2 separate regions of the Homo sapiens genome follow, and region 2 is linked to region 1. Evidence: read pairs that join two places in POLR2A ChIA-PET (ENCODE). Cell type or tissue: IMR-90. All regions are shown on one strand. Each heading gives the region's core, and the rest is flanking DNA. Links, peaks and the distances in the headings are about the cores only. Region 1 overlaps EIF4EBP2 (eukaryotic translation initiation factor 4E binding protein 2). Region 2 has its middle 54 kb from the start of CHST3.

Region 1 (4,590 bases), core at 1,507-4,006:
TGGGGAGCTCTTTGCCATCTCTCAGGGGAGCACATTCTTCTGGAGGCTTTGGACTTTGGCCCTGCTCCAAACTAACACTTTGTCCATTAAAAAACTCATCTGAAATATGACAAAGCGGAATGCTGGCCCCCATCTAGGGGTCACCAAGTGCAGTCCCTGAGGAATATTTCAGGAGCTGGCCACTCCTACCGCACCATTCTGCTTCTACAGTGATAAAGAAAAAAAGAATGTGTTGGAGGAGGGGTAATTTAGGTAAACCTTAAACGCAGTTCTGGAAAATAGAGGAAATAAACCATACCGCTTTTCCTCACACCATATAAAAGAAACTCATATAAGAAACAAGGTCGGCCAGGCGCAGTGGCTCACACCTGTAATCTCAGCACTTTGGGAGGCTGAGGCGGGCGGATCACGAGGTCAGGAGATCGAGACCATCCTGGCTAACATGGTGAAACCCCGTCTCTACTAAAAAATACAAAAAATTAGCCGGGCGTGGTGGCAGGCGCCTGTAGCCCCAGCTACTTGGGAGGCTGAGGCAGGAGAATGGCGTGAACCCGGGAACCAGAGCTTGCAGTGAGCCGAGATCGTGCCACTGCACTCCAGCCTGGGCAACAGAGCAAGACTCCGTCTCAAAAAACAAAACAAAACAAAAGAAACAAGGTCTATTTGCCTGAGGGTGATGGAAATGGGGGCTATGAAATTGTTTTGTTTTCTGTGTGTGTTATCCTTAGTCCAATGAAGCCTAGGCCAGGAAGTCCTTAAGGCATGGTTCAAAGAGTCATTTTTGGGGTTTATCATCCTGATTCTGGATTCTTTTCTCCCACCAACTACATCAGATTTATGATTTAGAATTCAGGGTTTTCAGAGTATTTCAAGAAACCTTTGGGGGAGGAGGGAAACCTTAGAGACATATAACTGAACATTAGTTATTAACTGAAGAATTGGCCAGGCACAGTGGCTCACACCTGTAATCCTAGCACTTTGGGAGGCTGAGGCAGGTGGATCACCTGAGGTCAGGAGTTCAAGAACAGCCTAAGCAACATGGCGAAACCCCGTCTCTACTAAAAAATACAAAAATTTGCCAGGCGTGGTGGCAGGCGCCTGTAATCCCCGCTACTCGGGAGGCTGAGGCAGGAGAAACGCTTGAACCCAGGAGGCGGAGGTTGCAGTGTGCTGAGATTGTGCCACTGCACTCCAGCCTCAGTGACAGAATGAGACTGTGTCTCAAAAAAAACAAAAAACAAAAAACAAAACTGAAGAATCAATAGCTTCTCAACCTACAGCAAACAGACATTCAAATTCCAAGAGCCACGCTCTAGGTCTCCAACATCGCCATTCTCTTACCAACTGCATGTTTCCTGTCGTGATTGTTCAAGTTGTTCAAATTGTTTACTTCTACTTTGGAGTCTTCAATTAAGGTGCCAGGGCTAGTGACTCCTGGGATATTGGGCAGGTGGCAGGGTGGGGTCTGAGCCATGGGAGAATTGCGACGATCCAACAGAAACTTTCTGTCATAAATGATTCGAGTTCCTGGAAAACAGGGTTAAAAAGAGTTTGAAACAATTTAAGGGGTTATCAACATATAATACCACCCAGGAATTTAATTTAAATCCCATGTAATCCTAACTTTTAAGGATTTTACAATTCAAGTTGAAAGCATAATCTCTAACCTCTCTGCCTGTAAACAGGCTCTTCTGCCATCTGGAATGCCCTTTCTCTTCTGCCAGGGACACTCCTGTTGATCCTTCAAGACTCAGCTCCAACCATCACTTCCTTTATGAAGCCACCCCCACCCCTCACTTTTTTAAAAGGTTCTTCCTCTCCATCTTACACACATCATGTATTACAGGACTCCTGTTTATCCATCTGTCTCTCTTTATAGACTCTGAGTTTCTTATGTCAGGGCTATGTCTTATTTATATGTGACCTAGGCCCTAACATTAACATCTTTAAGAAAAAAAAAGTTTTAAATGAAAGAATAAACAAGTATGAGAAAAAATAAACAGCCCCTTTTAAAGGCTTTCCAAAGAAGGACTGAGACTAACATTCTTCTCACAGCTATAGTCAAAGCTGAAACTGGCAGCCCCTCTCTATTCTACAAAACAATCTGCTTACCAGTTAAGTGCTACCTGAATGTTTTAAAAACAATAGTTTTGAAGAGTACACTTTAACTGATAAACAGTTATGGAAACGTGCTGCTTACAAATGGTCAACAGGTACATTAAAAGGTGCTCGACATCACTAATCATCAAGGAAATGCAAATCAAAACGACAATGAGATATCACTTCACATCTCTTAGGATGGCTATTATCAAAAAGACAAGAGAGCCTGGGCATGGTGGCTCATGCCTGTAATTCCAACAGTTTGGGAGTCCAAGGCAGGAGGACTGCTTGAGCCCAGGAGTCTGAGTCTAGTCTGGGCCACATAGTGAGACCCTGTCTCTAAAAAAATTATTTTAAAAAGAGCCAAGTGAGGTGCTGTTGGTCTGAAGTCCCTACTACTCGGGGGTTGAGCCAGGAGAATAGCTTGAGTCCAGGAGTTCGAGGCTACAGTGAGCTATGACTGCACCACTGCACTCCAGCCTGGGCAACAGAGCAAGATCCTGCCTCAAAATGTAAATCAAATATAATTTTAGGACAAGGAAAGTAGAAACTTACCTTCAACCTCTTTGCTTTGAAAAACAAAAACTAGAGTAGCACTCAAAAAGGCATCTAGAAATTATGAGGAACGAGGCATTCTGGGTAGCACAAAACTTAGTTCAACTTTCAAAGGGTAAACAATTTCAATTATCTTGAATGAAAATACTTCTAATACAGATTTAAATCCCTTTATGGCCTTCAACAGAAAATGATTCAACCCTCTTGATGAATCACAGTATTATGAAAATTGTTTATTATACTATGTTGTGACCTAAGAAGTCTCTAAGCCCTATCAAGTTGGTGCTCTGTACAGCTGAACATCACTATACAGAGTTCGGATGGTCAAAGTTGTGCTGGTGCACCCCTCCCCCACAGTGCCCTTGTCCCCTTAGACTAAGAGCTACCTTTTTTCCAGGCTACTACTATGACTCAGTCAGCTTAGGCTGCCATAACAAAATACCACAGACTGCACAACTTAAACAACAGAAATTGTCTCATAGTTCTGGAGGCTAGAAGTCCAACACTAAGATGCCAGCATGGATGGTTTCTGGTGAGGGCTCTCTTCCTGGCTTGTAGGTAGCTGCCTTCTCTTTGTGTCCCTTACATGGGGGTAAGGGGGCCTCAACTCTGTGGTGTTCCATCTTATAAGGGCACAAATCCCATCATGAGGGTCCCACCTTTATGACCTCAACTCAGCCTAATTAACTCCCAAAGGCACCACCTCCTAATACTATCATGTTGGGAATTAAGGTTTCAACATAAGAATTTTGGGGAGACACAATTCAATCTGTATAGCACACCCTTAACACCCTTTCTAACTTGGTGTTTCTAGTCTGGTGGGTTTGGAAATCAGCAACTTGCTTATTAGCATGCTATGTAAAATAAGGGCAAATAGGCTGAAAGGGGGTCTGATGGCCTTCCAATGAACAAAGGGAAGGAGCTTTAACAATGGACTTTGCCTATCTGTTTGAGTTACCCCACTTTTGTTCATGATGAGATTTCAGAAGGGTGAGGTTTCACTGTCAGATGAGTCAACTTGCAAACTGGAACAAGATTATTCTTACTTCTGTAGTACATCAAGCTTGGAAATTGTGGAGATGAGGTGGTGAAAAAAGCACAGCACAGAAGCAAGCTTTCTAAATTATGTATCAGCAACAACGCATACATTAAAGAATTGCAATTAAACCAACTAGGATATAGGTAGTGGAGATTCTGCCTAAATGTGTGAGGTATAAGAGAAACTCTGAAGAACCTCTATGACCTTAAAGAGCTGATAAGATACGGTATTTTACAAGTTTATTGAAATAGCATTCATTTACAATTGATCCACTTACAGTGTATAATTCAATAGTTTTAGTTGATTCGCAGGACTGTACAATCATCACCATAATCAATTTTAGAACCCTTTCATTACCCCCATAACCTCCCCCAACCCCTTAGATGCCACCTGATCTCCCCACACCCTCTGACCCTAGGCAACCACTAATCTACTTTCTGTCTCTATATAGTTTTACCTACTCTGGCCATTTCATATAAATGGAATCATACAATACAGTCTTTTGTGACTGCTTCTTTCACTTTCATAATGTCTTCAAAGTTCATTTATGTTGTAGCATTTATCAGTACCTCATTTCTTTTTCATTACCAAATATTTCATTGTATGTATATATCGCACCTTATCAATTTATCAGTTGATGGACTGGTAAGTCGATAAAAACAAGTCCATCAACTGATAAATGGGTTGTTTCCACTTTTTGTCTATTATGAATAACATTCACGTACAAGTTTTCATGTGAACACATTTCCATTCTCTTGGGTATATACCAAACTAAAAAAGTGGAATTAGCCAGGCATGGCTCACACCTGTAATCCCAGCACTTTGGGAGGCCAACGTGTATTACTTGACCTCACAAGTTCAAGACCAGCCTGGGCAACATGGCAAAATCCCGTCTC
Region 2 (6,950 bases), core at 2,545-5,044, 1.6 Mb before region 1:
ATTCTCCCTGCCTCAGCCTCCCAAGTAGCTGGGATTACAGGCACCTGCCACCATGCCCAGCTAATTTTTGTGATTTTTAGTAGAGAAGGGGTTTCGCCATGTTGGCCGGGCTGGTCTTGAACTCCTGACCTCAGGTGATCTGTCTGCTTTGGCCTCCCAAAGAGCCGAGATTACAGGCGTGAGCCACTGTGTCCAGCTGCAATCTTGTCATTTTTGAAACAGACCCAATTATCCCATAGAACTGACATTTATGGCTACTTTGGAATAAATATTGAAATGAAACCTCCCAGTCTTGAAACTTGGCAAAGTTACATTTGTCTTATCTGAGTTCATTTCTCAGGAAACCAACCATCAGGCCTCCCTGATTGAAACTCACTGGATCTGGACAATGAGATGCCAGACCTCTCACCCTTCATGATTTCCTAAGCCAACGCCTGCCTGTTGTTGACCAACTCCTCTTCCTTACCCCTCCCTAATTCCTGTTTTCCTAGATGTAGTTACATTTCTTCCTTGCTATATAAACCCCTAAGTTTAATTGGTCAGGGAGACAGAGTTGGGACTGATCTCCTTGGATGCGGTACCCAGTTGAAGCCTTCTTCCCCGGCAATCCTCATTGTCTTAGTGATTGGCTTTCTGTGTTGTAAGCAGCAGGACCTAGCCCGAACCCCTGTGGTTTCAGTAACAATTTCTTGAAAGAAAAACCATTAGAACTTCCTGTTTTACCCTCTTCTACCTCCGGCCAGGCTCTTAGCATAGCAGTAATCATTTCTGAGCGCTTACTATGCGCCAATTTTCATGCATTAACTTAATACTTACAACAACCTCATGAGGTAGATACCAGCTTTATCCCCATTTCACAGATGAGGAAACTGCAGCAAAGACAGGCTGGGTACTTTGCCCTAGGCCACACAGCCATGAAATGGGCAGAGCCAGGACTTGAGACCAGGCAGATTGGCTCCAGATTCCACACTCTTGTCTTCCATGTCATACAAACACTGACATTTGCAAAGACAGTGCACCACTGTGTATTTAAAAAGACATGGCTGGGTGTGGTGGCTCATGGCTGTAATCCCAGAACTTTGGGAACCCAAGGCAGGAGGATCACTTAAGCCCAGGAGTTTGAGACCAGCCTGGGCAACATGGCAAAACCCTTTCTCTACAAAAAATACAAAAAAATTAAAATTAGCTGGCTGTGGTGGTGTGCACCTGTAGTCTTAGCTACCCAGGAGGCTGATGTGGGCTTGAGCCTGGGAGGCTGAGGCTGCAGTGAGCCATGATCATGCCACTGTACTCCAGCCTGGGCAACAGAGTGAGACCCTGTCTCCAAAAAAAAAAGTTCTTATTCCAAATGCTTCTAGAACTTTATCACCATTAATTAATTAATTCATTCAACCACTGATCTTGCTGGGTCAGGCACAGTGGCAGGCTATGTGAATGCTGAGGTCAGGGACCGAGGCTTAAACACCCCTCAAAGAGAAAGAGAAAGGCACTGGCGTCTAGAAGTAAGATGTCAGGAGCATTCCCCTGTAATGGGCATCTTGGATTCCTGCTTCCATGAGCAAGTCTTGATACATGTCTTCTCAACTGTTTCCCTGCTCCCCAGCCGAATAGGACATGTGTCAGGAAGTGGTGGGTCAGGCCAAGTGTGAACATGCCACTATTTGGGCTGGCCAGACCCCTCAAGAGCCAGGGCTGGAGGGAGAAGCACTGCCCATCAGCCAATGTCTTGAGTGAACTGATTTAAACCAGGGTCTTCTTGGTTCTAAGTGTCGGTCTCTCCACTGATAGAGACAGAGGCAGAGGGCATTTTTTCTTGGAAGGGAAACTGCTTAAATAAATCAACCTCAAGTCAGGGGAAAGAGAATGTTAAAAAAATACAGAAGTGGAATGAATGAACACTCCCAAAAGGAACGAGAAAACTCTCCCCTGCTCACTTGTTCAAACTCTGGGAATTGCTCCATGGGGTGTCTCAGAGTTGGTCCCTGGAACCTCAATTCTGGTTTTCAGTATTGTCCTGCAGTATTTGTCCTTTCAGTATTTGTCCAGGTTTACAGCCTGCCTGCCTGGGGCAGATGCCGAGGGACTCATTCTATGTGGCCCTAGGTTGCATGATAAGCTCCACTTGGGCCTCCATTCCAGACTTCAAAGTATTTGTTGATTCAGGCTCACTGCAAATCAGGCATGCGCCATACAGCACCCTACCCTTCCCGTCGATATTATCCCCCATTCTACACATGAGCTAGCTGAGGCTCAGAGAGGGCAAGTCACTGGTCCAAGGTCCCACAGCTAGGACACATTGTTGCTATTCAAGCGTGGAGAAGAGCAGACTCAGGGGCAGACTTTGGAAAGTTAGCACCCAAGAGAGAGCTGGGGCTTGCCCTGTATGACTCCAGAGAGAAGCCTGTGATTCTGGCTTGGGTTTCATAGCATGTACACAGTGTCTTCATCCAATTGTGTTGCTATTAGGTTGGTGCAAAAAAATTGCAGTTTTTTACGTTAAAGTAATGGCAAAAAACCCATGACTTTTGCACCAACTTAATATACTAAAATACCACAGACTGGGCAAGTTCTAAGCAATAGAAATTTATCTCTCAAGTTCTGGAGGCTGGATGTCCAAGATCCAGGTGCTGCAGGTTTGGTGTCTGGTGAGGGATGTTCTCTGCTTCCTGTCTTACTCTGGATTCTTCTGGAAACGACGAGTGCTGTGCTGTCACATGGCAGAGGGCAAAAAGGAGTGATTACTAGTTTCCTCCAGCCCTTTCATAAGGTTGCTAATTCCACTCTTTTTTTTTTTTTTTTTTTGAGACAGAGTCACTCTGTCTCCCAGGCTGACGTGCAATGGTGCGATCTCGGCTCACTGCAACCTCCGCCTCTCAGGCTCAAGCGATTCTCCTGCCTCAGCCTCCCGAGCAGCTGGGATTACAGGGGCCCACCACCATGCCTGACTAATTTTTGTATTTTTAGTAGAGATGGGGTTTCACCATGTGGGCCAGGCTGGTCTCAAACTCCTGACCTCATGATCTGCCCACCTCAGCCTCCCAAAGTGCTGGGATTACAGGTGTGAGCCACCGCACCCAGCTGCTAATTCCATTCTTGAAGGCTCTCTCCTCATGATTTACTTTCTAAACATCTCACTTCTTGATACTATCACACTGGTGATGAAGTTTCAACACATGAATCTTGGGGGACATTCAAACCATAGCACACAGCCCATGGGGTCTTAATACATTGGGTGGGAGGTGTGAGGCAAAGGATAGGACAGGAGGATCTAGGCTTGGAATCCAAGGATGAGTGGCGTGGGTTCATGTTCTGACGCTGCTGGTCATTTCAGCTCTCCGTGCCTCACTCTTCTCTCTGTAAAATAGAATACAGTTGATCAGACCAAACCACTCTGCTTCACTCTGCCTTTCAATGGCTCTCTATAGCTCTTAGGAGCAAGTCAGACCTCTTTTTCTTAGTACATTCGGGCCCCAGTTTTCCTCTCCAGCTTCCTGTCTCATCACCATCTCGGCCAGAGCAAACTGCTTCTTGGTCTCCAAACTTCCCATGTCCCCTTTATCCTCCAGGTCTTTGCACACACAGTGTCCTCTGTCACTCTGTTGAGCTTTCTTGTGTGGGAGAGAATGGAGAAGCATTTGAGCCCAGGCACTGGGAACTGCCATGCTGATCACAGTGAGCGCGTGCCCAAGGGGTCTGTGTGCCCCACAGAGGAGCATGCCCCACTGTGTGCACCGAGGCAGAAATGAGTTGAAAACATTCCAGGGGGCAGCTCTGGCGTGGACTGGATGCAGGCCTAGCCCTGTTCACCTCCAGGTGGGCAAAACCAGCTGTCCTCTTCTTCAGTGTTTATTCTGGCCATCTGCTTAGGTGGGCGGGAGAAGTCTAGGTAGGTGCCGTGAGAGATGGCCAGGGGGTGTTGAGTTCCATGGTGTGCAGACCAGGGAGAGCAACCACCTCATTCCTGAGGTCTAAGCATTAAGAAGCCTAGAGTGTATTTGTTTTTTTTTTAGTAGAGACACAGCTACTGGGGAGGCTGAGGCAGGAGAATGGCATGAACCCAGGAGGCGGAGCTTGCAGTGAGCCGAGATAGCACTGCACTCCAGCCTGGCGACAGAGCAAGACTCTGTCTCAAAAAAAAAGAAGCCTAGAGTGAATGTTGTCAGGAAAGCCAGCCCAGCCCTTAGCATTCCAGGACTTTAAGCCAGGGCTGCAAACCCAAATACCCGTAGTGGCTGGGGAGCTGTCACAGTGAATGGCTTGGGAGCCGTGGCCCTCTTGGCCTGACACTTTCTCATGTTGGACAGACATGAATTCACAGAGAAGATATTGTGTTGGAAGTCAAACATCAGTGCAAGTGCTATGATACATGGCAAAGGGCATTGCTGCCTCAGTAATTGGGGAGACCGGGGGATGGGCAGGTGGGGACCCTGACCTTCTCCGGTTAAAAAGGCTGCTGCCCCCTCCCACCAGAGCCTATTTTTCCTGTGGGAATGAGAGCACCCCAGGGCGTAGATGTTGTCAGACCGTGCCCTATCCCCTACACCTAACCTTTTACTGTGCTCTGGAAACTTCTAGCCACCTGTATCTTTACCTCTGAGTCTAATGGTTTGTTCCAGAGTTTGGGAATGCTGTTCTGCTGGGGCCAGCGGCTGTGCTGTGAAATTAATACCCTCCAAGAGCAGTCTCAGCCAGAAGCTGACAGGCACTGGTGTAGGAACCTTCAGACTCCCTCTCCTCACCCCGGGGTGGAGTGAGTCCAAGGCACCGGCTTTGCACTGTGGTTCCCAGAGGGATTCGGCTCCAGTTCCCCAAAGTGGCAGCTGGCTCAGCGGCACGGTTCTGCTGGCTGCCTGCCTCCTCTCCTCCCTTGCCGGACCATCCACAGCTCCTAAAGAAACCATTTTGCCCTTGTCCCAGTGTCAGCTGCCGGTGTAACCCAAACCAAGACACCTGATTTTCAAGAGGAGCCAAGTCTGCCTTTTATATAAAACCCCTTCAGTTTTTAGTGTTGTCCTTGAATGCCAACTGTTTGTTTTTGAGACAGAGTCTCACTTTGTCACCCAGGCTAGAGTGCAGTGATGTGATCACAGCTCACTGCAGCCTCAACCTCCTGGGCTTAGGCAATCCTCCCACCTCAGCCTCCCGAGTAGCTAGGACTACAGGTGCGCACCACCACACTCGGTGAATATTTTGTTTTGTATCTGTAGAGACAGGGTTTCACCGTGTTGCCCAGGCTGGTCTCACACTCCTGGATTCAAGTGATCCACCTGCCTTGGCCTCCCAGGGTGCTGGGGGTTATAGGTGTGAGCCACCGTGCTGGCCTGCCGATTGTTAAAAACAGAAACAAACATGGTGTGAGCCACATATCCATGGGGCAAATTAGCCCCATGGCCAAAGGTGTACAGGACTGAGTGTACCTGGGCTTGGCCTGACCCTCTAAACTCTTGGGCACTGTGGCTGTGGCTATCCCCAAGGGTGTTCTTTTCAACAACTTGGCTGTCTTCCTCCTCTGCATTGGCATGAAATGCATCCCACTGTCACCCTCCCTCCCTTCCTCTCTCCCTTCCTTTCCCAACCTTCCCCACCCTTCCTTCCTCTTTCTTTTTCTTCTTTTTAAGAGGTGGGATCTTGCCATGTTGACCAGGCTGTTCTCGAACTCCTAGCCGCAAGCAATCCTCCCATCTCAGCCTCCCAAAGTGCTGGAATTATAGGTGTGAGCCACCGCGCCCAGCCTCTTCCTCCCTTTTTTCCTTCTTTCCTCTTCTCTTCCCTCTCCTTCCTTCCCCCTCCCTCCCTTCCTTCTTTTTCCCCCTTCTAATTTTCTTGGGCGGGCCTCTCCTGCTGGGCACTTACTACCTGCTTCTTCTTCCAATAAACGGCCCGCAGATTTCAGCGAAGGTTTTACTAGCTACTAGAGGATTACACCTCCAGGAAACCTATTTACTGCTGGTAACCTTTGTCCCACTGTTTCAGAAATGGCTCCTTTAAGAGCAATCTCAAACTCCTATTTCTCAGATAAATAGTATCCCGTGGTGTTTATACCTGGCCTGGTTCTCCAGAGTTCCCACTCTCTGTGGGGTGTTCCACATCTTTTGGGTCATGCCACGGAGGCCCCACAGCGTGGGTTGAGTTGAGGAAGCCAAGAACCAGGGAGGTTTGGGGACAGCAAGTCTCAGGGCCTTGAACCCTGGCCCTCAGTGCCCCGAACCCTGGCTCTCAGTGCCCCTGAGGCTGCTGCAATCTCTGAGGGCTCCTCTTAGCCTGGCAGCTCGGGGAGGATGGTGTGAAGGGGGATGGGCCTTAAACCCAACCCTAGATTTTTTCTCCCAGCCAACTCACCCACCACCTAATGGCTGCTTAGGGTGGCTTTTGGTCCTACACACTTCCAGCTGCAGGCTGCTGGTAGCTACTAACTCTTTTGCAGAATGACAGAGTCTTGGCTAGGTATAGTGTCTCATGCCTATAATCCCAACACTTTGGTAGGCTGAGGCCGGCAGATTGCTTGAGTTCGGAGTTCAAGACCAGCCTAGGCAACATGGCGAGATCCCATTACTACAAAAAATACAAAAAAGCTAGCAAGTGTGGTGCATGCCTATAGTCCCAGCTACTTGGGAGGCTGAGGCAGGAGGACTGCTTGAGCCTGAGAGGTCCAGGCTGCAGTGAGCTGTGATTGCGTCATTGCACTCCCACCTGGGTGACAGAGTCTTAAAAAATAAAGAAGGCCAGAGTCTTGAAAAAGACTGTTGTTTGGAAAAAAGTTTTTCATGATAAACGAATTCCATAAAAATGGTTCTTTCTAGAAGGTAATCCTTAATGCTGGGTGAGTCAAAGGAAAGCGGCCTACCTGGAGCCTGTAATCGCAAATGTGCACTGTAACTTCCCAAGAGCAATCCTGTGACCACAGTTTCTCCAAACACACTTGAGGATGCTGCTGCAGGCTCCAGGGCTGG

The links. Peaks named below come from ENCODE experiments on the same cell type or tissue, not always from the same donor. Only the 100,000 strongest peaks of a DNase experiment are listed, where the experiment ranks them.
Region 2: POLR2A ChIA-PET joins it to region 1 with 6 read pairs; 1 of 35 experiments calls an interaction of 5 or more read pairs at or near these places.

What each region holds. Positions count from the first base shown.
Region 1 is chr10:70,416,851-70,421,440 of GRCh38, reverse strand. It overlaps EIF4EBP2 (eukaryotic translation initiation factor 4E binding protein 2), which reads right to left. Exons shown (of 3, transcript NM_004096.5): 2 at 1,342-1,527. Among named protein-coding and RNA genes, the nearest start is that of EIF4EBP2, 15 kb to the right of the region's middle. In IMR-90, for the core only: no CTCF peak of the experiment used is centred there; a DNase peak (open chromatin) is centred at 2,990; H3K27ac peaks cover 598 bases.
Region 2 is chr10:72,015,002-72,021,951 of GRCh38, reverse strand. No RefSeq gene overlaps it. Among named protein-coding and RNA genes, the nearest start is that of CHST3, 54 kb to the right of the region's middle. In IMR-90, for the core only: no CTCF peak of the experiment used is centred there; a DNase peak (open chromatin) is centred at 3,941.